5 separate regions of the Mus musculus genome follow, and all the other regions are linked to region 1. Evidence: chromatin loops called from intact Hi-C (ENCODE). Cell type or tissue: heart. All regions are shown on one strand. Region 1 overlaps Ppfibp2 (PTPRF interacting protein, binding protein 2 (liprin beta 2)). Region 2 overlaps Ovch2 (ovochymase 2). Region 3 overlaps Ppfibp2 (PTPRF interacting protein, binding protein 2 (liprin beta 2)). Region 4 overlaps Cyb5r2 (cytochrome b5 reductase 2). Region 5 holds the start of Ppfibp2 (PTPRF interacting protein, binding protein 2 (liprin beta 2)).

Evidence for each region. Peaks named below come from ENCODE experiments on the same cell type or tissue, not always from the same donor. Only the 100,000 strongest peaks of a DNase experiment are listed, where the experiment ranks them.
Region 2: a loop joins it to region 1, with 17 times the contacts of the local background. A loop is called at or near these places in 8 of 42 quality-filtered maps.
Region 3: a loop joins it to region 1, with 4 times the contacts of the local background. A loop is called at or near these places in 22 of 42 quality-filtered maps.
Region 4: it touches region 1 in a loop (10-fold over the local background); 21 of 42 quality-filtered maps call a loop at or near these places.
Region 5: a loop joins it to region 1, with 5 times the contacts of the local background. A loop is called at or near these places in 8 of 42 quality-filtered maps.

What each region holds. Positions count from the first base shown.
Region 1 is chr7:107,658,953-107,663,952 of GRCm38, forward strand. All of the region lies in intron 3 of Ppfibp2 (PTPRF interacting protein, binding protein 2 (liprin beta 2)), which reads left to right. Among named protein-coding and RNA genes, the nearest start is that of Ppfibp2, 66 kb to the left of the region's middle. In heart, a CTCF peak has its summit at 2,437 (motif pointing right); a DNase peak (open chromatin) is centred at 2,399; H3K27ac peaks cover 1,738 bases.
Region 2 is chr7:107,776,787-107,781,786 of GRCm38, forward strand. Ovch2 (ovochymase 2) reads right to left here. Exons shown (of 16, transcript NM_172908.3): 16 at 4,758-4,961. The coding sequence ends at 4,852. Among named protein-coding and RNA genes, the nearest start is that of Cyb5r2, 21 kb to the left of the region's middle. In heart, a CTCF peak has its summit at 3,055 (motif pointing left); no DNase peak of the experiment used is centred here; H3K27me3 peaks cover 771 bases.
Region 3 is chr7:107,736,239-107,741,238 of GRCm38, forward strand. Ppfibp2 (PTPRF interacting protein, binding protein 2 (liprin beta 2)) reads left to right here. Exons shown (of 25, transcript NM_008905.2): 19 at 1,603-1,753; 20 at 2,037-2,148; 21 at 2,363-2,451; 22 at 2,949-3,071; 23 at 4,270-4,395. Among named protein-coding and RNA genes, the nearest start is that of Cyb5r2, 19 kb to the right of the region's middle. In heart, a CTCF peak has its summit at 2,656; no DNase peak of the experiment used is centred here.
Region 4 is chr7:107,745,907-107,750,906 of GRCm38, forward strand. Cyb5r2 (cytochrome b5 reductase 2) reads right to left here. Exons shown (of 9, transcript NM_177216.4): 9 at 2,549-4,490. The coding sequence ends at 4,318. It also overlaps a transcript of Ppfibp2 not described here. Among named protein-coding and RNA genes, the nearest start is that of Cyb5r2, 9.6 kb to the right of the region's middle. In heart, CTCF peaks have their summits at 2,276 (motif pointing left) and 3,553 (motif pointing right); no DNase peak of the experiment used is centred here.
Region 5 is chr7:107,592,580-107,597,579 of GRCm38, forward strand. Ppfibp2 (PTPRF interacting protein, binding protein 2 (liprin beta 2)) reads left to right here and starts at 2,472. Exons shown (of 25, transcript NM_008905.2): 1 at 2,472-2,800. In heart, a CTCF peak has its summit at 2,019; DNase peaks (open chromatin) are centred at 272, 1,492, 2,062, 2,522 and 1 weaker place; H3K4me3 peaks cover 1,707 bases; H3K27ac peaks cover 1,122 bases.

The DNA.
Region 1 (5,000 bases):
GCTGCCTGCAAAGGGGATTCAAGGAGGTGCTTCAGTTCTATCCTGTAGGCAGCAGAAAAGTTACCTTCAGGAGATAGGACTTTTGTCCTTTATGTTTGGTGGACAGCGAGAAGCAGGGGTAGGTGCTCACAGACGATGCAGCCGGAACCCCTGAAAGTCTGGAGCAGTCTGTCTTGTGATCGAATTTGAGTTGGTTTCCAGATAGGGCAGCTTCCTTTTCTTTGTGCTGTGCTGATGTACAAGTTGATGCTGTTCAGAGGGTAGAGATATAAGAGCTTCACACCAGACAGTTCTGAAGCCAAGAAGAGAGGTGTTTCTTAGAGGCCTGATAGGTAGCACAGGCAAGAAAGGCTTGGTGCCACTAGATATGCTTCTGAGACTTCTGGCTGCACCTCAAGAGGGCTTTCATGTGGTCTGCAAGGGGCGTGTCTACTTTTCCATACCTGCTTGGTTGGCTGGGTAGTTTTCTTGATGTGGTCAGCTTGGCTGTGTGTGGAGCCTTCTAAAGAGATTAGCCATCCAGAGTGGCATGTTCGACTAGGGGGAAGAGGCACGTTTGCTAGTGTAGAGCTGATGTGAGCCCCAGAGCCAGCAGTCTCCAGATGGAGCAGCTCTGGTTGTTCCTCTAACATTCTGTATACACCCCTCTTCTGCCAGCAGCTGGTATAGCCTTTGGATACTATGGCTATGGGCCAAAGAGATCCTTGGTGAAAGTTCAAGATGGAGTCAGAGAGGGAGCAGGGGAGCCCCCGGCAACAGCAAAGCGAGGGCAAGTCAAGGCAGGATTGTAGGATGTGAGCCAGTGGTTGGCAGAGATGCTTGCTCCAAGAGGCTGCTGTTCTCTTTGGAACTGGAGCACATGCGCATCCCCAACCTCCACCCCAGGAGCCCACGCTTTCCTTTGTAATACAGCAGGTGTCCAGGTCAGTTAGCCTAGGACCGGGAAAGCAAGCTGAACCTAGGCAAGGTGGGGTTAGGAGGTAGAAGGACTTTAAAAGGCCAATGCTTGGTCCTCTTCTGTACCCTGAGACTCAGTTTCCTACTGGAAGTGATATCAGTTTAGTTTTGGTATCTACAAGATCTGGCCTAGCTAGCTTGGCTCCTCTTCTCTCCCCCTTCTCTCCCCTCCCTCCTCTCTCTTTCCCTTTCCCTCTCCCTTCCCTTCCCTTTCTGCATGCATGCATGCTTGTATATATGTATTATGGAAAAGGGTTTCATATTCAGGCTAGACCTTCACCTCACCGCACAGCTATAAATTAGCTCAAAGTTTTGATCTTCACGCTTCTACCTCTTTAGTGCTAGGGCTTTAGGCCCATGTCACCATTCCAGGGTTATGTGGTGGTGGGTATGGTAGGTTTTGTGTATGCCAAACACTTTACTAGCTGAGCTGTGTTTCCAGCCTCGTGGATAAGTATTTTGTCCAGTGTTTTATTTTTACTCTGTGGACGGGGGTAACAGGCCTCCCTTAAAATAACAGCCTTGGTCTTAGTCCACACTTCTTAGTTTTCAAAGTGGAAACAGTTTAGGGAGTTTCAACTGAGGCCTGCATCTTAAGAACTGTGCAAAGACCTGCCTCAGCTGTGCATTCTGGGAGGCCTCACATAGGGTATGTGTGCATCTCTGACATCTTAAGCCCATCAATGCAGGCCCCCTCACATAGCTTTTGAGCTAGTCTTTCAACAAAGAGAAAGGCCTTGGAAGGGGCCTGCTTTTGTCTTGTCACTGATGGTGGCTCCTTCCATTGCAGTTCTTCAGACAAAGCTTTTCTCTTCGCCACATTCACTTTGCAGTTCTTCACTTGGCCAAAGAAGCAAATCTGTTTTCCATATTGGAAAGCTGGAGGTGGTTCAGGAGAGGTAGGAGAGAAAGCGGCCTCACTGGCTGTAAAACATGTGAGCTTGGGTTTCTCTAGCCATGGGATTCATTTCTCTGTCACCGGTCTCCAGCAGGACCAAAATACAGGTCTGGGTATGTTTATACTGAACATTTTTACATTGTTTTGTTTTGTACATTGTACAAAACTGCAGGCTGGAGATTTGTAGGGAAACCTTTCCTCTGGGTTTAAAAAAAAGAGAAGATTGGGATGCCCTTCAGTGGATTATAGCTTCATAGTAGTGTGCATGCTTAGAATGTAGGTGGTCTTGGGCTTGATTGTCAGTGTATACACACACACACACACACACACACACACAAATACACACACAAATATGCATACACATATGGGTAGGAGGATATTTAGTTTTGTAGAACAAAAAAGGTGCAGCTAATGTGAGCTAATTTCCGGTCTGTGTTTCATACCTCTCCAATGGCAGGTGTAGTGTGCGGTTCAGTGAGCTCTCAGACATAAGTAGGGATCGGTGTCCTCCCACCCCAATCGCTGGGCAGGGCCTAGTGGACAGTGTGCAGTGGTGATACTTTAATTCACGTGCAGTACTTTGAGAAGCCAGTAGGTGGCAGGCAGTGACAAAAGCTGGAATGTCTGAAGGCCAAGGACTAGGAATCAGGTAGTAGATTTTATAAGAGAAAATAGTTTGAATTTTTTTTTTTCTTCCTCCTGTGAGGTTGCTGAGCAGTGCATCTGGGTCTGTCAAAAACAAGAGTTCTTTCTCATTTTCTTTAGGAAACAGAGGACAAATAGCTGGCAGAGCAGGGTCCATTGTGGAGCTGGGAAGGAGAGACGGGCTGCTGAGGCCTGAGCTTTGGAGCATACATTTGACCTTTCCTTTGTTCCACCTCTCCAGGCTCCTTGACCTTTTTGCTATGGCCCAGGAGGAAGGTTCTTCACATTCCAGGAGGCGTTTCCTGGGCCACATGGTGTCTGTCTCGTGCCTTGGGGGCTTATGTACACAGTTTTTCTGGCATCACAGATAACATTGAGGGACTCTCAGTTACTGCAGATTTAATGGTATTACTTTTTTTTCCCTTGTTTTTTTTTTTTTTTTTTTCCCCCTGCCTCCCTAACTAAGCAAGTAAATTCTGGCAATCTGGATCCTTTCAGGACCTGACCAGAGAGACTATTCCAGCCCGCAGGAACCAGTGTTTATAAATGGCCAAGAATGTGCAAACACTGGTGAAACGGCAAATAAATCTTTCCCTCTGAATTTCCTGCTTCAGGCCCAGGGGATGTGGTAGGGGGTGTTGCCAGATTACCTTGACTTGGGGTGTAAGCATGTAGACACCCACTTACCCTCAGCCCGCAAACAAGGCCTGTGAGATAGACTAACCCCGAGCCTTCTGCCCCTTCAGCACTGCTGCGGCCAGCCACAGGATGCCTTCTCTCAGTTCTGACTTCTCTGAGAAACTTCTGGAAGTGGGTTTCTTATTTTGTACTACTTCAGGTGTGGTCCTGGGACCAGCCATGTAAGTGTCTCCCTGGAAACTTCTTAGCAACGTGCAATTAAATCCAGGCTCCATTTCTACCCCGCTGGTCCAACTTGGCATTTTCCCTACAAGCCCCTCCAACCCAGGCAACTCATTATAGATGGGGAAGCTTGGTGCTATCCCAGAGGCTGGTGAGCCTGTATTTGGCCTATTGCCTGTTTATTATGCCCTTGGATCAGCTAAGAATGATTTTCGCATTTTAAAAACTGATCAAAACCCGCAAGACTATTTTATGACGTGGAATGATAAAAACATCAATTTTCTGCATTTATAAATGAGGTTTAAGGGAAGCTCAGTCACAGGTTAGTTAGCATTGTCTGTAACTACTTTCATGCTACAGATAGCAGTCAAGTGTGATAGAATTTGTCTCTTGTCCTGACGCCTCCTGCATCCCCCTGAAGGAGCATTCCCAAGCTCAGGCCAGATGAAGCCAGGCTGCTTCTCTTAAGGGGTGTGTGTGTGTGTGTGTGTGTGTGTGTGTGTGTTTGTGTGTGTGTGTATTGTGAATATTATGAATGCACTTGTGGGCTTATCTGATTTATTTGACCAGGATGACCTTTGAGGTGGGTGTGGGGTAACTGGGTTCACCTGCAGTTCTGTAGGGAGCTCTGGCTGAGCCCCTGGGGATGTCCGAGTTGTAGATACCTAAAGTCCCTGTTCAACCATCTCACTTTTCCCCAGCCCAGTCCTTCCTGCCAGCCTCCTGTGCATGCTCTGCTCCAGGTCCTTTGGAGTGTGAGTTTCGTGGACTCGGGGGTTGAAATGAAAGAAGTAAAACATGCTGAAACAGTTAGATTCAGGCAAGAGCTGCTGGTTTTGGACATATCAAAGTGCCAGGGGTTTTGCTGAGCTCCCCCGCTTTCTCCCTCTTCTTTCCTCTCCACCTTCCCCTAGTCCATCAGACACCAGTTGAGTTACTAGGCAAAGAGGCGATTACACCCTTATTGTTTTCTAAGTAGAATATTAGTTTTTGCTAAGCTCTCTGTTTTGAGCCTCGTTATTTCATTCTGAGAATGCTTAAATCCTTTCTGTGTAACAAGAATTGTACTTGGCATGAAGTTAAAAGAAATTAGTCAGAAATAAGATGCACTTCGCACAGTGTGGTACGGTGGAGCCTTGTACACCATCATCTGTGGTTTGCCATGGGCTGGAAGTCCCTAGGGTCTAGGGAGGGACGCTCTAGCCAGCAATGGGAGGGTTGGGATGCATCAGGAAGGAGCTGAGGAAGAGTAGTCGGGGGATGCTGTCTGTCCTGCTGCATCTGAGCCACCTCTCCCAGGAGGTAAGGTAGGGGTTCATGAGAAGTAACTTCTTACGGCGGCGTCATTCCTGACTCTAGCAAAAGTAAAGACAGGCACTAAGCCCCTCTGCAGAAAGCACAAGTTTCCCTTATCCTCAGGGACTTGGAATCACTCCAAATCAGCTCCCCAGCCTCTGCACACCTTTATTATATACTGTGAAAGATAAGTCTTTATCTACTCCGGGCAGGAAGTACATTTCATTTGTCTTGGTGCGGAACAAGTGTTTGCTTACCTAATGCATTTCTTCATTTGACTTTCCCAGGTTCCTAGACACACACTCTCTCCGTCTCTGTCTCTCTCTCTCTCTCTCTGTGTGAC
Region 2 (5,000 bases), 120 kb after region 1:
GCTGCTTGACTTCTTCTGATGAGGAACCAATTTGCAGCATCTGTACCTGGTGTCACTCTGTGGGGTAGTGCCTGTCTCCTCCTTCAGGTTCAAATGCCCCACCCAGCCCCAGGTAGAAGGTGAGGCTGGGGAAAGTTTTCTAAGTGAGTGTTGCTGGTCCCGTGGACTTACAAGGAAACATAAGGGAGGCTCATCTAGTGGAGGGAAGAGGACCTTTGTATTTCAGCATGAGCTAATCAACAAATTTGGCATTCAAGTTCTAACTATGCAAAAACAAAAAAATTAAAGAAAGAAAGAGAAAAAAAGAAAGAGAAAGGAAGAGAGAAAAGAAAACTGTCAGAGTCTTGTATGCCACTCCCAAGACACCTAAGACTCAACTTGGTGAATGTAGGCAACAGAAGCCAGTGAAACTTCAGCAGTTGCAGGAAAGAGCTAGCAGCCAAGGCAGCTGGAAAGGTGGAGGGCTTTGAGCCTTCTGACTTGGAGAATTTTATTTAAATCCTAGGTGGCTTCAATCTGCCCCAAGAAAGTGGGAGGACAAAGAATTTTAGATAAGCCTTGATTAAAATATACAGGCAAGGTGACTCTCTAAAAACTTCTAGCATTGTGAGGAATGAAAGCCACCCACCAGGTTGATGCTCACAATGAAAGTACAAACCAGTCCTTCCATCTGCCCAGCCGGGCTATAAGCAGTGATTGTTTTCTGTGCGTGTTTTCATTTGGGTTTTACTCTTATAATGACACCACAGGCTAGTCTCTTGGTAATTTATAGACAACAGAAGTTTATATGGGTTATAAAAAAATAAAAAAGCAGTTTTAAAGAAAATTAAACAAACTTTACTAGTGATAAAACACTAGCTAGTCTACTTCTCAAAAAGTATTTTAAAGTATATATAATTGGGAATATAAAGTAGAAGCTATCTCTAAAGTAGGAGGGGTTGACCAACAGGAAATGTTTTGTACAGCTCAAGGCAATGAATAGGAAAATCTGAACAAAGGAGCTCTCTCTAGGAGATGAAGAACTATCCCAAATTGTCTGAAGAAAATTTTAAATAAAAAGCTCAGTGTGTCAGAATGTAAAGTGAATAAATAAATAAATTAATGAAAAATTCAGTGTAAAGGAAATTGAGACAATTATCTTTAAGCTTTCAAGAAATAGATATTTTGTTCATGTAGTTGTCTAACATCATTATAATTTATATATTATTCTCATACATGTTAATAACATAGTGCATGGTTTGCTTGTTTTGCACTATAAGTTATATGCAAAGCACAGGGATAATTGTTGGGTCTTATTATAACTTATCACAGGATGGAATGTTAGAGTGTGGAGTGATGTGAAGAGGTGCTGTGGTGGACAGGGGTGTAGGGGTGTGTGAGGAGGTGTCAAACAGCTGCATGCAAAGCAATAGAAGCAGCAATCTTTTGTTGATTCTCTTGGTGGGTTAAAGTTTGATAGAGTTATCTACTGATAACGCACACAATTTCAAAAGATGTTTATGTCTTTTGAGCTAGCATTCTGGCCTTAGGCTTTGCAGGCTAACAGGTGGTAATTTAATCCAATAACTGTTGAATGACTCATTATTTTTGCATAAATAGCCTGACCTCATGGAATGCTCTGGGCAAGGTCCCAGAGTGTACAAAGTTGAGGCACACTAGGTTCTTGATCTGTGGAGAAGGCATAGGGGTGATGTAGGAGAAACACAGTTTTAACAAGTAATAGGCCTACTTAGTCCTGAATTACTGTAGTCTTGATAAAATCAATTTAAACATTCAATATGTCTGTATGCAGAGCAGAGAAGAGTCTGACTCAATGGTCAAGACAGCAGTGGAGCCAATAGAATGTGAACATACAGATGCATAGCTTTTCATTCCAATTTAGTTATTTATTAGGTATCTTAGGCTCCAATAAAATGTTACTGTTATGGACAAAAGTAGCCTTCAAGTATCTGCAAAGTAACCCAGGAAACTGTTACCATATCTACATGTTAAAAGGTGTTCCTTATAGGGAAGTTAGTGGGAGGCTAATGCATTGCTCAGCTAGGTGACCTCCATACTTAGTGATTTTACGTTAGCTAAGAATACAATGAAGCTGGAGGGTTTCTGGTAACACCAAGAGAGAGACTCATTATGAAGGGCTTCTTAGTTAGGGTTTTAGTGCTGTGAACAGATACCAAGACCAAAGCAACTTTTATAAACACCAACATTTAATTGGGGCTGGCTAACAGGTTCAGAGGTTCAGTCCATTATCATCAAGGTGGGAGCATGGCAGCGTCTAGGCAGACATGGGGCTGGAGAAACTGAGAATTCCACCCCTTGTTCCAAAGGCAGCTGGAAGAAGACAGGCTTCCAGGCGGGTAAGGATGAGGGTATTAAAGCCCACACCCACAGTGACACACCTACTCCAACAAGGCCACAACTTCTAATCATGCCACTCCCTGGGCCAAGCATACAGGAACCACCACAAAGGAGCTGTAATTTTGCTTTTATTGATTGCTTGATGTCTGAGTTGATTCTAAGCGCCTGCTATTAGGGTTATGTCATATTGTGGGAAATTTTCCCAAGCCACAACTCCTCTCTGTCCTTTGTGTGTTGTTTATCTCAGTCTAGTCATAATAAGGATAGCCTAGCCTGTCAGCGCTCTGATGTTTAAGAAACATGCTTTCAGTGGCTAATAGATGATGAAGGGCCCAAGCGTATCCCCTTGCTGTGGTCCTTACCTCTTTCATGTATGGAACTTAAATAGGACACATGTAAAGATTTTCTTATTCTCTTTAAGATTTTGTAATGCTTGTGTAAAGCAAGAAATTTGTGAAGAAGGTTTGAGCTCCACGAGAGAAAAGACAGGAAAGCCCCTCGTTGAAATTTGACTTCAGGAGCCATTTGTGGATTATATTTAGCAAATTATTATTTAACACTTGTCTTTCTCATCCCAGTAGTCTGTTGGAATACAATCATGAATGTCTTGCTCATTGTTGTATTGTGACTTTAGAAAATACTGGTCTTGGTTTAGGATGCTAAAATCGGCTTGCTAAATGTGCCCTCTAGTGGCCAATAGAAGAACACACTGCATTCACGCTTTACCTGGGGCATCTTCCCTAGGTGAGGAGATCAAAGCAAATGAAGCCAGAACAGTTCAAGTTACTCAAATCCCTTCTCATTTTATGCAGCCTTTTCTCTCCACATATTACCTCTATGTGTCAAAGAAAATCTAGAAATATCAGCAAGAAAATACAATAAAAACCTTGTGCTCCTCTTTCTCTCCCTCCCTCCCTCCCTCCCTCCCTCCCTCCCTCCCTCCCTCCCTCCCTCCCTCCCTCCCTCCCTCCCTCCCTTCCTTCCTTCCTCCCTCCCTCCCTCCCTCTCCCTCTCTCTCTTTCCCTTTTCCCCTCTCCCTCCTCACCTCTGTGTTTCCCCAAGCTATCAGAATGGCAATTATAAAAGCTCCCTTACTTCACTAGTGTATCTTCTATATGATATACACATTACACCTGTGTTCATGGATGTCACAGAGAAACTGCATAAGAGAAAGCTCTCAGTGCTCACTGGCACAAAAACAGCAGAGCAGTTAACAGTATTCAGTGAAGAGGGCTTGTGAGTCAGGACGATGACTTGACCAGAGTGAACCCTCCTCACCAAACCTGAGAAAGATTTTTTTCCTTTTGTGTCTGGAAATTTTTGTGCTGTTCTGAGAAGATAAGACAATGACCATATCTCACACAGCTCTGTGATAGCCTTTTGATGTACCAACTTGACTAAGCTGCCACCCGAAATTTTTCAACCAGACACCCATAAATCCCTAACCTGTCGCCTTCAGGTACAGACCACCCTGGACACTCTACATTGGCCTGGATTGATTCATTAAACGTCTTCAAAGGAAGGGCTGTGGTTTCCCTACAGAAGAGGCTAGTGTACTGGCTAGTTTTGTGTCAACTTGACACAGCTGGAGTTACCACAGAGAAAGGAGCTTCAGTTGAGGAAATGCTTCCATGAGATACAACTGTAAGGCATTTTCTCAATTAGTGATCAAGGGGGAAGGGCCCCTTGTGGGTGGGACCATCTCTGGGCTGGCTGTCTTGGATTCTATAAGAGAGCAGGCTGAGCAAGCCAGAGGAGGCAAGCCAGTAAGGAACATCCCTCCATGGCCTCTGCATCAGCTCCTGCTTCCTGACCTACCTGCCTGAGTTCCAGTCCTGACTTCCTTTGGTGATGAACAGCAGCATGGAAGTGTAAGCCGAATAAACCCTTTCCTCCCCAGCTTGCTTCTTGGTCATGATGTTTGTGCAGGAATAGAGACCCTGACTAAGACAGCTAGGGATAGTTATGAAGCTATATTGATAGAGTGTTTGTCCAGCATGCTTGAAGCCTTGGATTTGAGACCCAGTACCACATAAAGCAAGCATGATGGTGCCCACCAATCCCAGTACTCTGGAGATGGAGGCAGGAGTGTCCGTCACTCAAGGTCATCCTTGCTTACCTGCTCCTTGAGTTACAGCAGACCTTGTCTCAAAGATCGGATATTATTTTGTCTCAAAGAGAGGAAGAGATACAGAGACACACATACAGAGAGAGACAGAAAGAGGCTTTCTGTGGAGAACAACCTCAGCTCTGGACTCTGGTGATCCCTTGGGTCTCCCTTCCTGATTGCCAGTGCTGTGGATGTTTAGTCAGCCCTGACAAATGTGTCACCCATTTCTGGTGAATTTGTTTGCTAAAGCTACTGTTAAGAGACTACTGCAAACTGCACCCGTGGCTAGAATAGCAGAGATTTATTGTCTCACATTTCTGGAGGAAAGAGGGCAAAGGCCAGTGTGTCAGCAGGTTGATTCTTTCTGAGCGTTGCAATGCTTCTCAATGCTTTCCACGCCTCTCCCCTTGCTTCAGAAGACCACTGTCAATAGCTGGCATCTCCCCGATGTCTTCTTCGTATGGTGGTTTTGTATGTGTGTCTCTCTCTGCATCTAAATTTCCCCATATTATGAGGACATAAGTTATATAGG
Region 3 (5,000 bases), 77 kb after region 1:
AAACCCATGCTCTAGGCGAGGAGTATTCAGTAACTCTCCCAGTATTTTGCTGGCTTCTTTCTGAATCAGATTTCCCTGTTTAGCCAGGCAGTCAGTAAGTTCTTAAAAAATCATTTCTGCATGTTAAGAGTTCAGCTGTTTGGGGTGCAGAAGGCCGAGGATTTCTGGCTAGACAATGTAGGTAGTCTACAGTAGTTACACAAACGGTACCGAATCTGCATGGTCTTTTCCCTTGTCACTCCCTAACAATAAAATGTAACATCCACATGTGCTGTTTCTGTTGTTTTAGGTGTGGTAAGCAATCTGGGAGTGTTTGGGAGGATGTGTGTAGGTTCTACGTAAACACTCGATTTTATATCTGGGACTGGAACATCCTCCTGGAATCTATCCTCCCATGAGTTCCAGGGGTACTTTGCTAGAAGGGAATCTCTCTGACTAGCTTGTCATTTAAAACTGAATATAAAGTTGTTTTATCCACCTCCCCCCCAACCCCATGACTTGGTGGGAATTTCAAATGTACCATTACATTCACACTTCAAATGAAAAATTTATGTCCTTAAGAATGGATGGTTTTTCATACCTGGTGTCCTGCCTAGGAACATGACCTAGCTCTTCATTTATTCATGTATTCTTTTGTATGTGCTCAGTTGAGTGCTGCAGCTACATCAAGTCACCCTTGGTGCACTTCCTCCCTGCCCTCGTACACGGCCAGAGAATTGCCTGTGTGCCTTGCTAAGGCAGCTCCTAGACAGGTTATAATTCTAGTTGGTTTGGTGGGGGATGGGTTTTTTTCTTATTGTTTTAATAAAAGCCATTGATCTGCATGTGTAGAAGATTGACATTTGCATGTAATGTTCATTTTATATGTATAAGCATATGCATTTGTTTACTTATATATACATTCATTCTCCCTCGTTCAGTAATTTAGCTCTTGTACGGTTTCTAGGTAGGAGATCATGTCATCTGAAAAGAATTGGATTCTTTATTTCTACTTTTAAAAAGCTGTATTATTTTATCTATCCATACCTGGGTAGATCATTCTACCAGGCTTAATATAAGCACTGATAGTGTTACATACACACACACACACACACACACACACACACACACACACACACACACACGGCATGGACATATACACATGCACCTTTCTGCTGATTACAATGGAAGTGCCCCTAGTACTTCATTAATAAATAAAGTATTTGTTATAAATTAGAAGAGCTTTGGCTTCTATCTTCCCTCTTTTCCTGTTAGAGAATGGACTGACTGTCTTTTCCTAGTTTCCCAAGCATTTCCCAAAGATTGCTGAGTCTTATGGCCAAAATGGCTTGATAATCGGTGTTCATACTGTGTTTCTAGACCTATGTGCACTAAATAGTCCCCTGAGGATCATGGAGGCTGCCCTATGCTCAGAAAAGCTACAGCTGAAACATAAAACCTGCTATTAAGGTTGCTTTAGAGCCTCACAGACATCAGTGGGTTGTACTACAATGCCATTCACCTTGTTGGTTCTTTTAAAAGAATTTTTTTTTAACTGAGACTTTGTGCTATGCAAAGTCCTGGGTACCTTATAACAGAAGTATGTTCTTCCTTTGTTTCCAGTGATGCCAATGCCCCCTTTGCCCAGTGGAGCACAGAACGCGTATGTACATGGATGGAGGATTTCGGCCTGGGTCAGTATGTGATCTTTGCCAGACAGTGGGTGACATCTGGACATACACTACTGACAGCTACCCCTCAGGACATGGAAAAGGTAAGGGCTGAGTGTGAGGAGCAGATGCCCCTGCTCTTCTCCCAGAACAGAGCTTGGGGACTAGTGCATGGGTAGGTGGTGGCCTCCGTCTATCCCGTATACATGGAGAATGCACAGGGAAGTCTGCGATTGCCTTTTGCTGCAGGCTAACATCCCAGTGCTCTGTGCACCTACCGCAGGCTCTACCACCACCCTCAAGAGCATCTCTATCCTGACATGACATCCTCTAAGGACCAAGTTGTTTGCCAAAATCTCACATGTGGTCTTCGTCTTTTGCTTTCAGGAGCTAGGGATTAAACACCCCCTCCACAGGAAGAAGCTGGTTTTAGCAGTGAAAGCTATCAACGCCAAGCAAGAAGAAACGTCTGCGCTGCTGGACCACATTTGGGTGACACGTAAGGAGAGCTGTAAATATTTATTGTTCTGAAGGGCAAAAGAATCTCCTATTGAATGTGTGCCTCAAAGACAGCAGCTTACTTGTGAAAGACAGATGGATTACTAGTGCTTTGGGGGAAGGAAATCAAAAGCCTCAAAATGACCATTTTTGCCTTTCCCTCTTGGCACCCATATCCTTTTTTCTTATGAATGTTAATGCATCTGTTTTTGCAGGGTGGCTTGATGATATTGGCTTACCCCAATACAAAGACCAGTTTCATGAATCAAGAGTTGATGGGCGAATGCTGCAATACCTAACTGTGGTAAGGATTTTTCCGTAGTATTTTCCAGAGAGCACTCAGCCCAGGTCTCCCCATGCTCATCATTTTAAATGTGATCCCCTCCTTTCTTTGCAGTTTTTTTTTTTTTGGTAAAGATTCATTTATTCATGTATTTTATGTATATGAGTGCTCTGTCTTCCTGCACACCAAAAGAAATTAGGTCCCATTACAGATGGTTGGGAGCCCCCGTGTGGTTGCTGGGATTAAATTCAGGACCACTAGAAGAGCAGTTAATGGCTATTATCCACTGAGCCATCTCTCCAATCCCACCTTTCCTTATATTGTTAAGGCCCTGAAATTGTACTGTTATCACTCAAGGCACATCATGTGCCAACGTACAAACCATGGTGATAAGCAAAACTGTCTGTGAGAGCCTTTCTGAGATGTGGAAGGCACATCTCTGTTTGGTCAGGAAAGAACAGCTGAGGTCTTTTGTTACCTTAGAAACTGACTTGTCAGCCAGAACCTTTCTTTTCCAGAATGATCTACTCTTCTTAAAAGTCACCAGCCAACTACATCATCTCAGCATCAAATGTGCTATTCACGTGCTACATGTCAACAAGTTCAACCCCAACTGCCTGCACAGGAGGCCTGCTGATGAGGTGGGGGAGTGTACTAGTTGTCCAGATGGCCCTGAGTCAGGACACCTGGGATAGCATGAGAAAATGAGGATGCTTTCATCACAAAATAGATCATGATACTTAAGATTCTGGTGCCTGTAACTCTGTTGCTTTCTATGGTGGTTTTCTAAGTCATCATAATGATCTAAGGATTTGATGCAGCATAAAAGAGATAAGGAAAGAAAGTATGGAAACATGGGTGTCAAAGTAGGCAGAGGAGGCAGGGTCCAGGGGTCAGAGGGGACAAGAGTTCTAAAAGACTGGACAGCTCAGAGTGGGTTACTTTTCTTGCTGGTATAAAATTAACTAGCCTTCAGCCTAGATGACATAGGACCTTACTAGAGGGGAACTAGTGTAGACAAATGCAAGGGACCACATGGCTGATATACATAATACCATTCTATAAACTTTAGGATTTCCTGATATGCCCCAAACTGAGAGCATGATCCATAGGGATCATGTCCAACCTCCTTTGTTGCAGAGAACTGGTCTACCTCTGGTTCTTTAACGGTTTTAAATACATGCCTTTGCCATCTAGTCTTTGTTTCCTTGCTATTCAACAAATATATCTTGCATGTTTCCTGTGTGAGTGCTGAACATTTTGAAGCCTACAAGGCTGTGTGAAAGTATATAGACATTACTATATTTTTTACAAATATTTACTTTTTATTTGTGTGTATATTTCTCACACATGTATGAGTGCCTGCAGAGGTCCGAAGAGTTCATCAGATCTCTTGGATCTGGTTGTGAGCTACGTGGCATGGGTGCTAGCAACTGAACCTGGGTCCTCTAGAACGACAGTGAGCATTATACTGCTAAGCCATCTCTCAAAATGTCTTAGTGTGGGTTCCCTTAAACATTTGCCCATGCCAAAGAGTATTTTTACCTAGAAAACACCTGGATCATAAATGAATCTTTAAATAAATTCTGTTGGATTATTGAATAAAAACCTGTATGTCTGTCTATTGGTATTGCCAAAATTTAGGATGGTAGATTCAGATAGTTAAGCGTAGATGTTTCAGCAGAATTCAATAAGATAGTGATTTTTCAGGACTGGGCATACTCTTAGGTAAGTGGCCCACATAGCTTGGGTCTGTTGTTCTGGTGGAGCAACTGAGGCAAGGCTCCTCAGAGGTGCTGACTCCACAGAGCCTAACGTTTTGACTCTCCTCCATCACAGAGTAACCTTTCCCCTTCCGAAGTTGTGCAGTGGTCCAACCACAGGGTAATGGAGTGGCTGCGATCCGTGGACCTGGCAGAGTATGCACCCAACCTTCGAGGGAGTGGCGTCCATGGCGGCCTCATTGTGAGTGGCTCTCTGGGCTAGCTCACATGCCTTAGCCCAGACTGGGGCATTCCCAAAACACCTTTCTCTCCTAGTATTGTTCATGTTGCTATAATTTAAAAAACAAAACAAACAAAACAAAACCAAAAACCCTGAAAAAAAACTAAACATAAGGGAGAAGAAAGGGTTTTAGCCCAGTTACAGGCTTCAGTCCATTGCTACAGGGCAGGCAGTCATAGGGCAGGAGCTTGAGGTGGCTGCTATCATGACATCTGCAGTTGAAAGAAGATGATGAATACATGCATACTGCTCAGTTCTTCTTAACTCTTACACCATCTAGAAGCCATCCCATGAAGTGGTGCCAGCCATATTTAGGACAGCCTACCTCAGTTAACCCTATTAAGAAAAGTCCCTCATATTCATGCCTGCAGGCCACCCTCATCTAGGCAGCAGCCCCTCCCCGGGCCTCTTCCCAGATGATTCTGCTGGACTTGATGATCAAAGCTAAGCCTCGTACTCTGTAAGGGCCAGGCGTTCTAGTGGGAAAAAATGAGGTACTTCATTTGACCCATTTGACAGAACTGGAAATTTCTGAGGTCTCTGGCTGAGCATTCCTGGGCCTTAGA
Region 4 (5,000 bases), 87 kb after region 1:
GGCAGAAGAAGGAGACTCCTGTGTCACGAAGAGACTGCAGCCTCCTGAAGATGCCCTCTTACACCACAGCAATGCTATCTGGGCTCCTGTGCCTGGAAATCACCCTCCTGTCCAGTAACCTGGAGGCTTTCATCTCTGTTGCTCTCTGTTTCTGGAAATAGATGGACCACTGGACACGTGCAAGAGACTGCTGGACAGGCTCTGTCTATGGCCTGCATCTCTACACTGAGTGCTAGTTGCTGAGTGTGGCTTTCGGCAGAGTGGGTGTGCATGCAGTGCAGGAACCGAAACTGCATGGGTCTCACCAGCTGACACTTCTCAGGGCCTAGAACACACCGTGTCCACCCTCCAGGGAAATATGGCCTGGAGGGGATGCACCTGGGCAGAGGGGGCTTTGCATGCCACTGTCTCTGTAAAGCATGGACTTCACCCGTGTGCTGACTAGGCTGCTGCCCGTTTTACAGATGGCACCTTCCGAAGGCACTGTGACACAGATAGGGCTCCTCTCCCAAGACATCCACCGCCTCACGGTAGGATTCCGACTCCCCTCCTGGTGGCATGGTTAGTAAGGCCCCGTGAGCTTGGTGTGGGGTGTTGTGGTGTTCATGGCCACAGGAGAGGAAATGATGCTGCTTGATAGTGGATCATAACCTGAGCCAGCCCTGAGGCACACTGCAGGGCATTGCAGGCTCACAGGCCTTCTGCAGAGTTGGCCTAAACATACTGGATGCTGGAGCCTTTCCCTGGTCTCAGCTGGTAATGATATGATGGTACCCAAGTAGTTCTGGGTCACCCATGCAGCCAGACCAAGCTCAGATTCACTTCTGACCAGTGAATCCTGTGCTGCCTTCTTGGCACAGAAGAACATGCATTCCTATGGCTCCTCTGATATCATAGATATACCCTGCAAGTTAGGGGAGCCTGCCATGCCCAAGAATACAAATCATGCTCTTTCCCTGGGGTGGCAGCTTGGTCCCAAGTGAAGACGTTTTGGGGAAGGTAGGAGTGACTCAGGTCCTTATTTGCCTTTTAGTAGCTCTAGGAGCTCAGGTGTGTTGTTGTCCCTCTGAGACTGGCGTTCGTTACTTTCAGATATCCAATACTATTTAGCCCTAATAAAGCAGGGCCAATGATAGCCCTCTTATAAATCACATGGGAAAACCAGCGGTAGCAAGAAATGGCTACCCACAGTTAGAAAACCGTCTAAAGGCAAAGTAGAAGAGTTCCTTATGTCAGTGCCACACAGACTTTGTCTTTTGGCTCACACAGGGAAATATCTCTGTACAATCTTGGCCCGTGATCTCTAACAAATGTTTGGTGGTCTTGAAATAGTAAGTCTACCTCTAAGGTGAAAGGCTTAGTTTTATGTGTACCTATGTATGGGTGGTGGTGGTAGGGACTGAACCTAAGAAACTGTGCAAGAAAGACAAGCACTTGTGTATACCAGGCTTTGACCTCAGCCCATTTTTATCTTAACATTACTGTCTGTCCAACACTTAGTGCACAGGCTCCTTGGGATACCATAGCTTTGTAGGTCAGTGATGCTGGATATGGGCCACTCCTGGGCTCTGTTTCTTGTGAAGATGCCGTAGCCTTGGCCTATGGATTGTTAAACTGCCCCTTTGGCTGTGTTCTTACAGACTCTACTGAGCCAGGACCAACTCCTGAATGACCCGCCTGGCTGTCCCTGATGCTGGTGACTACAGATGACATTCTTCATGGCTGAGAGCCTAGAGAGGCACACGTGGAGCCCCAATGTTCACCTCAATGGGGAGTTGGCACAGAGCCACCAAGAGATGGAGCTTATGGGCCTCTTTGGATGTAGGCGTTGACCGGAGCAAAAGCAGAGGGGTGGGACAGGTGTCCAGTCGTGTCCCCGCGTTTCCCTGTGTTGTCAGCGCTTGCTTTCCACTGCAACTTTTCTACCTTTTGTACTTTTATATGCCAACTGCAGCTGATCCTGCAGAGGTGAAGGTGAGGTGGTAAATGCAGAACAAAGACAATGAGCTGTTAGTTCATGAAAGCCTGTGATTGGAGGTGGGGAAAGGTTGTATAAGCTGTTCTGTGTGTCCTGCAGTGGCTGAGTGAAATGATTTGGGGGAGGGGTAGTGGACCCTCTGGGGCAGCTTCATAGAAGTATGCATGTCCACTTCCAGAAGCCTGGGCCTGTGAATCAGGACTCTCCTCTTGATCCCCCAACAGCTTTCATCTACCCTCATTCCAAGACACACATTTCCCCCTCACCTGCCTCAAGTACAGTGTCTGGTCAAACACCGCCCCCTAGTGGACTGTCTCTAAACTCAAACTTCATTGTTTTTTCCTGTTGTGTCTCATACAAGCCAGTTCCCTCCCAGGCCATGACTGTTCTAGTTCCAGCCTTGCTGTCTGATCGCTGCTCCTGGTTTTCTACTTGGTCCCTCACTTTCCTAGATGATCCCTGCCAACCATTCTCCACTTCTGTCACCTAGTCACATTTCTGCTTTGAATTCCTTTGAATGCCACCTTTCCACCATCATGCCAACCTTTGTGAGTCCACCGATTTGTGTTTGCTTCACTTCCTTTATTCTTTCTTTTGGTTCCAAATCCACTTTGCCCTTCAGCATTGTATGCCTCTGAGATGTTCACAGTTCACTTTAAGGTTATATGCACATGTGTACCCGATACACAAACCAGCTGAGCTGCTGTAGTCTGTGTGGCCTAAGTGAGTTCCAAGTGTACTGCTTTTAATCAAGTTGCCAGTCACCACTATCCTTGGTCTTCCGTGCAGATGTCATTGGCACCTCCTCTAGCTAGGAAAGCCAAAAGCATCTCCAGGCTTTGTCCAGTGACGAGTGAAATCACCAGAAGGTCTACGGAATGAAAGATCCAATGATGTGGAATGAGTCCAGTGGTGAAAGGCTTTGCAGCTGACCCTGGTGGCACATGCTTGTAATCCTAGTTATTATTAGTTGGAAAGCTGAGATAGAAGGGTTGTGGGGTTCACAGATGACTTGAGCTACAGAGTGAGTTCAAGGCTAAGCGGGGCAATGTAGCAGAGAGTGAGCCGTTGTGTCTTTCCCCGAGGAGGTCATTATGAAAGAATACACTGAGTACAATTGGGTGAATGAACGTGGGAGTGTCCCTCCCTGGCCTGTTTGAGACGGAGTTTGGTCCCCTGTGGGTGAGATTCAAGGATATAGCAGAGCTCCAGGGAACCCCATTCCTCTCTTTTTTTTTTTCTTGTACCCCCCACCCTCCCGTATGCACACACACACACACACACACGCACATTGAGTAGCAAATCCTGCAGCAAGTGCTAACACTGCAGCTACTTTGCCAGTTCTTCCGAAAGGACATAAAATTAAACAGATCCAGGTTTAAAGACAACTCTGCCACCCACTGTCTGAATGGCTGGGGAAATGCATGACTAACGCTGTCTGTTTCCTCCTGTGTGACTTAGAGAACAAAAGCTCCGCAGAACCTCTGGCCCATTAGGAAGATTATAAGGAATGGAGTTGGGGTGAGCTTTAACCCCTGCAGTAGCAGAGCACCAGTATGTTATTCTTACTTTGACCTGCAGGTGGCAATAGTGGTCCCTGTATCGTCTGGTTTGAATGATGGGATTTGAAGCACAGCTTCTGGGAAATGGGAAATGAAGAAACTTAACCATGCCAACTTTGACACAGTGCCAAGGTGGAGGATACTAAAATATAAATATCCCCAATGTTGCCATCTGCTGTACAAAATGCAGGGAGTCAGAAAGGGATTCCTGGAGCCCACCTACTGTGGATTTACTGCCCTGACATACAGCTTTTTAAAAAAAGTGTCTTACAAGGCAAGGAAGACCACACAAGGCCTTTGCCCTCTTGTGAGTTTGTCCTTCAAAGCAGAGAAATGTAAAGAAGGTTCATAGGTGGTTAGGTTGATAGAGACCTGTTCGGATCCTGCTGGAATGCTATCCGTAAACATTGCTATATTGCCGGTTCTGGTCACACCCCTACTCTTTTTTCACCCTCACCTCACATCAGCAAGTCCTGGACTGCCCAGTGTATTTTCTACATATCCACACATTGTGAGCTAAATGCAAAGCAGTCCAGTTTATTCCGCTAAGCCATGGAGAAAGTCATGGAGAAAGTGGCTTCCTTCCCAGCCTCCAAACCTGGAAGCTCAAAAATCACTTTTGTCTTCAGCCTGTGAAGACTTCTTAGGCCCACAACCAAAAGAACATCATGCCCAAGGGTGCGTGGAGAGACACCTTGCAAATACCTGACTTGAACAGGGTGAAGCCAAACTCACTCTAAAGCAGAGAGAGGGACCCGCTAAGTAGTGTGGGAGGTGTTAGTAGATAAAAATCATGTCCTTGGTATAGCTGAGCTGCTCCAGGCTGGGGTGAGCTGCCGCCTGGATCAGAGGTGGTGGGCCACACACCAGGATGAGCGTGTCCTCCCCAGGAGGAGGGAGGTGCTCCTTGATCATGTCAGCGCTAACAAAGCCTGAGCTGTACTTCCAGTCTGAAATGAAGCAGAAAGGGGAAGAAGCATGGTTCTGCATTTGCCCCTGATGCTGGAGACCAGGCTACCCTATAAACGCTTGGAAGTCTGCACTGCTGATTGTCATAGTTGACTCAAGAAGCAGACATGTGGCTTCCCTGCCGTCCATAGCATTTTTGCCAAATTCTAGGCTCTCGGAGACTCGGGATGCTGTCTCTCTGCTCTAAGCATTGAGTAGAAAGTGGGGCTGTTAGGGGGAGGTGAGGAGGTCACACTGGTGGACAGCTTATAGGTATAGGCAGTATAGATCAGGGAAGCAGGAGATGTGTAATGCATGATGCAAGGTGCACGGAAGTTCCTGGGATGCTAGGTGAGGCTGCAGGAGCTGACTGAAGCTCAGCATTTGAAGTCTGCTGTCCAGAAGAGGTTGGAGGTAAGAAGTAGCCATGAGCAGGTACACGAGGTTAAGGGGCCAGGGGTCATATTAGGTGCAATGTGCTGACTGCAGAGTACGTGCTCAATTAGCCTGGT
Region 5 (5,000 bases), 66 kb before region 1:
ACCACAGAAGTGTTCCAGTATTACTGTGTTGGGATTACTGTGAACAACGGTCCCTAACACACAAAGGCCCTTGGTAAAGATTCTAATTTGGATGGAAGCCAGATAGCAGCTTTGCCACAGCAGACATGCTAGGCGTTACAGAGGGCAGTGTGACTCTTGAGAGGGGGCTCTTTTTCAAAGTGTTTCCCACGTGTGTCCCACTTGGCTGAGTCTAGGTCATAAGTGAGGCTGCAGTGCCAGCCTGTGTCATGTGCTGAGGTCTCTGCCTCTCCAGGTTGGTCATATGAGAAGGCTTGCTTTTGTGTGCTTGCAGCTGTTCTCTGTCTTTGCCAAGTCCAGGCTGGGCCCACAGGCTGTGAAGAGAGATCCACCCCCATGCATCTGAGTAGATCTTTGGCAGAATGGAATGACCCACACAGTTCTGATGGAATGGCCCTGAGAGCCTAAATCTTTTGCAGAATGAGGCTGATATGAATGAATAACTGTGATATACCAGCACCATGAATCCAGGGTCGATATCTGCTCTATGGGCAGAGTCATGTCACCTACCTTACTGACAAAGAACATGACCTACTCACATTGAAGGGTGCAAGGGCATCATCCAAAGGAGTGAGCTCTGTCTATATGGTTCCTCTGAAGTTCAGTGAACAGTTTGTAGCGTGCTGTCTGGCTTCTATCCGGGAAATGTTGGGATTTGATAGTTTTGCAAGATAGATTTGTCTCAAACAGTACACCCTGGTACACAGAATCCCCACAGGCAGGATATCCCTGTTAGGTGAAATTTTCGTTGGAAAGGACCTGTTCATTGCTGCTTTTCCTAACAGCATGAGGGCCCTGGAACACCTGCTTCTGTATCGTTCACGTGTGCTTTTCAGTTCCACTCTGGTTGGATTTAAATGAAGATTGATGGTGTCTCCATGACCCACAGAAATGGTTATTTATTATATTGCTGCACATTGGAATCACCTGGGGAGCTTTTCAAATTCCGAATATGCAGGTTATCCTCTCCAACGCCAAGAGATCAGACCCTCTGGAGATGGGAGGAGAGCGTCTGTACTTTTTTTTTTGTTTTTTGGTTGTTTTTTTTTTTTTTTTTTTTTTTTTTTTTTTCGAGACAGGGTTTTTCTGTGTAGCACTGGCTGTCCTGGAACTCACACTGTAGACCAGGCTGGCCTTGAACTCAAAAATCCACCTGCCTCTGCCTCCCGAGTGCTGGGATCAAAGGCGTGCACCACCACGCCCGGCGTCTGTACTTTTAAAGCTCCTTCCCAAACTGCACAGAAGCTTGAGAAAGCCAAGTTCATAAAACATTTTACAAAATAATTGTATAGTTCTGAGAAAATGCTGCAGTTTCTGGGGGCCTGGGGGAAGAAACTGCCCCCGTGGCCCCAAGCTACCAGTGGGATTTGGAACTGCCCACACTTGAACTTATATGAACTGCGCAGGCTCTGTTTCCAAAAGCCTCTCACCCGCTATTTTAAGGAAGTGAAAGAACCGAAGGGTGTCCTGCTGTGACACAAGTCTGGGGCCCCAATCTTCCTCTACTGGCTTTGCCTTTGCTCTGCTGCTGGCCATGTCCCCGCAGTGCTCACACACCTGTTTGCCACAGTATTTATGATCTTCTGTTCATGTGTGCAAGCCTCTGGTCATACCAGTAATTTTAGACTAATTTTGAAAAAAAAAAAAAAAAAAAAAAGACGAGTCGTGTCTGTCAACACTCCAGGTGTAAGCAACTGGAGTCCAGCTTAGTAGAGACTCCTGCCAGAGTCCCTGTATCCCTGCCATCTGAGGCCCTGGAGATTCTAAGCAGATAAAATGAGCAACCGGCCCTTGGAGGCCCGGGTAGGGCAAGCAGCTGTGGTAAAACCCAGGGCCTTATGCACGCTCGAGGTAGGTGCTGGGATTCGGTCTCCAGGTTTTTTTTGTTTGTTTGTTTTGCATACTTGTACCTGACCTTGCAGGGCACAGGAAGTGTTCTGTCTTCAGCTATTCACAAGACAGAACACCAGAGCTTTAACCACTAGAGGGACCTTCAGGAAAGGCGGGGGGAGCGGCGGCGGAGGTTGAGTTAGACAGATCTAAGAGTGACATGGAACCCAAATTGGGGTTGGTCTGGGCTGATTGGGAATGATACAGGTCTTAGACTACCCTTAATCTCAATGGGGTTACACAAGGCCCGCTGTGTGTGTGTGTGTGTGTGTGTGTGTGTGTGTACGCTTGCGCTTCGGTGCTCCTTTCTGCAATTCTCCGCACGCTTTCCTCGTCCTGCTGACAGATTACAAAAACTCTGGAGACCTGAGCACAGTGGGACACAAGGAAAATGCCTAGGGTCCTTTCTGCGGCCGGAAGAGTGCAAGAGTCCTAGGTGCAAGCAGTGGGCTGGACCCAGAGAGGGGCGTGGTCTCCCGGGAGGGGCGGGGTTTGAGCCAGCACGGGAGCTCTGCCTGGGGGCGGGGCTGACCAGGCAAGTCCCTGTGGAACTGGAACTGTGGCTCTTGGGTCCTCGCGGGCCACTGCGGTGCGGGAGAAGGAGGAGGGGTGGCAGAGGGGCGGTTCCTAGGGGGAAGGTCCCAGCAGCCAGAGAGCCACACTCCGGGACCAGCCTCTCTGGGATCCCCGCCTCCGTCACGTGGGTGCCGAACCGGGTCGGTGCTGGCGGGTCTGCCACTTGGTTGGCAGTTGGTCCTTGGGCCAGTGGCCTGTCACTGGGTTCTCCGCTCTTATGTTGGAAAGTGTGAGGGACACAGGAGCGACCTGCATACCTGAGCCTCCGAGAGAGAAGCTGCACTCTGGCATCCAGGTCAGTGGGTCTCCCTGCCTCGGCTCACCGCTATCCCGGGAACTGAGTACCCCCAGATCCAAGAACTACATGGGTAGTTGGGCGTCTGTGGTCTTTTAGACCTTCGAACGTTTTCAAGACTTGGGGACCCACTTATTTGTCTGGGAGACTGAGAAAAGGGAGCAACTCCCCTGGATTTGCTTGAGTTTTCTACCCGACCTCGCTCTGGATGTGCCACCTGCCCCGCGCTTCTACAGGTGGCAGAGTGGTCCCCAGGATACCGGGGTGTTCCGATATCTCAGAGTTCCGGGCGATTTTGACCCAAGCCTTGAGTCCCGTGAGGGCAGCAGTGGCATCAACTGGAGATACCTAGGTGGGTTTGTTCCATAGACCTTTGGTCCAGAGCGCTTTGGCCAGGAGCAGTTCTGTGCACTAATTGCTAAATGCAACACACTTCCCAAAGGCTCAAGGCAGGATTAGGGTGTGGGGATGCTTCTGTTTTTAAAAGTGGGTCCTCTTCCCTCCTTCCATCCTGACGCCAGACCCATACTTTTCCCTCCGATCAAAATAAGGTTATTATATGTTTAAAAACTAGAACTTCCAAGGTTCCGGTAGGATTCAAATAGGCATTCAGCTCTTTCTTAGAGCACTGAGATATTTGATATAGATCAGTCTTCCTCTTCATATTTTGGTTTTATTTCTGCCTGTGTTCATTTCTCTTGGTCCTTAATTGATTATATTGTAGACTGTAGTGTTTATTAGATTACCGAGTATTTTGTTAAGGTAAATGCTCAACTACAGGAAGGAAGTCAATTACAGACCTAATTAATCTTCAGTCTTAGATTACTATTGGTATACTAAACATGTTATCTGATTAGAAATTATTTCTTTCTTCACCAGCCCGTTTGTATGCATATTTACGTGACTTTGAAGTGGAATATTGTTAAGTCTTTTGTTGTTATTTTCATTTGGGATTTTATTTAAGGCTGATGGTGATGGGAACTGGTGATCTCATTTAGACCCTTGTGAATGCTTAGCTAGGCAAGTGCTCTACCACTGAGCAACAACACTCAGCCCTCACATAATATATTAGTGGTATCACTCTGAGGTTTGATGATGTGCCGATTTTAGTTTATTGCTACTATTGTCTGTGTTTTGGTAACTAAGGCAGATATGCTAAGTGGATGGATAACATAAGAGATACATGTAAGAGATAAAGACAGATGAAGGTTGGAACAAACTTACAGAAATTCTAGGGGTTTGTTTGTTTTTTTTCACCAGAATAAGGAAAATCTGGGTAGGTTTTAAGAAGGATCAATCTATATGAGGGATGTCACAGGAAGATGTTAGCGGTGACCTGGGCCATGGAGAGGTCTATAAGGCAAACTCAGTCTATAAGAAATGGCTACTGGTCCTTCTTGGTTCCTGGCCTGATTGGTAGACAGAACAAAATAACAACAAAACCAATGGTCCCAGCTGGCCCAAGGCCACAGACTTCAATGTATGGGATATTAAGCAGAGACTGACTGTGGTCTGCTGAGCTTATCAAAGTTAGAGTCCTTGAACTTTGACCTGCCCAACCCCCAGCCTGACAGAAATCTAGTAAACATTTGTGGAGAGAAAGGTCAGCTGACATTTTAGAGCCCTGTGCTTCAGACACAAGCTTGAGAATCAAGAGATGATCTTCAAAAGTAGATTTTTGACACTGTGGGTCAGGGGTGAAGTCTGGCATTCTGTATTTCTAACCTATTTCTTTCTTGTTTGTATCAAGTATTAAGAGTGATGTACAAACTCTCCGAAGGCCTCGGAGTTTTGCAAACTCTTCAGGTTAAGTAGGTCCCAGGCATGTTTGGCATTCTCCAGGTGTTTCTAATAACAGCCGGGTGGGATCCACTATTGGACTTGGTAGCGCCTGAAGGACCACAGCTGGAAGGCCAGTTAGGAGACTGGCAGGCCAATTCAGATAATTATGAGGAGAGTGAAGTGTGAGTAGACAAAAGAGACCCTAGAAATACCAGGGCCAGGAAAAGGGAGGTGTCAGCCTTTATACTGGTTAGGCAGAATAAGACTCTAGGAAAAGGAACAGTTCTTGGAGAATTCTAGTTCAATTTTGGATGCACTACTTCGACAATACTGGTCAGCAGCTAATTTGTGTGTGTCCATAAGTTTGTGTGGGGATGGTTTCTCCTGAAATACAGATCTATTTATGATTCATTACTGT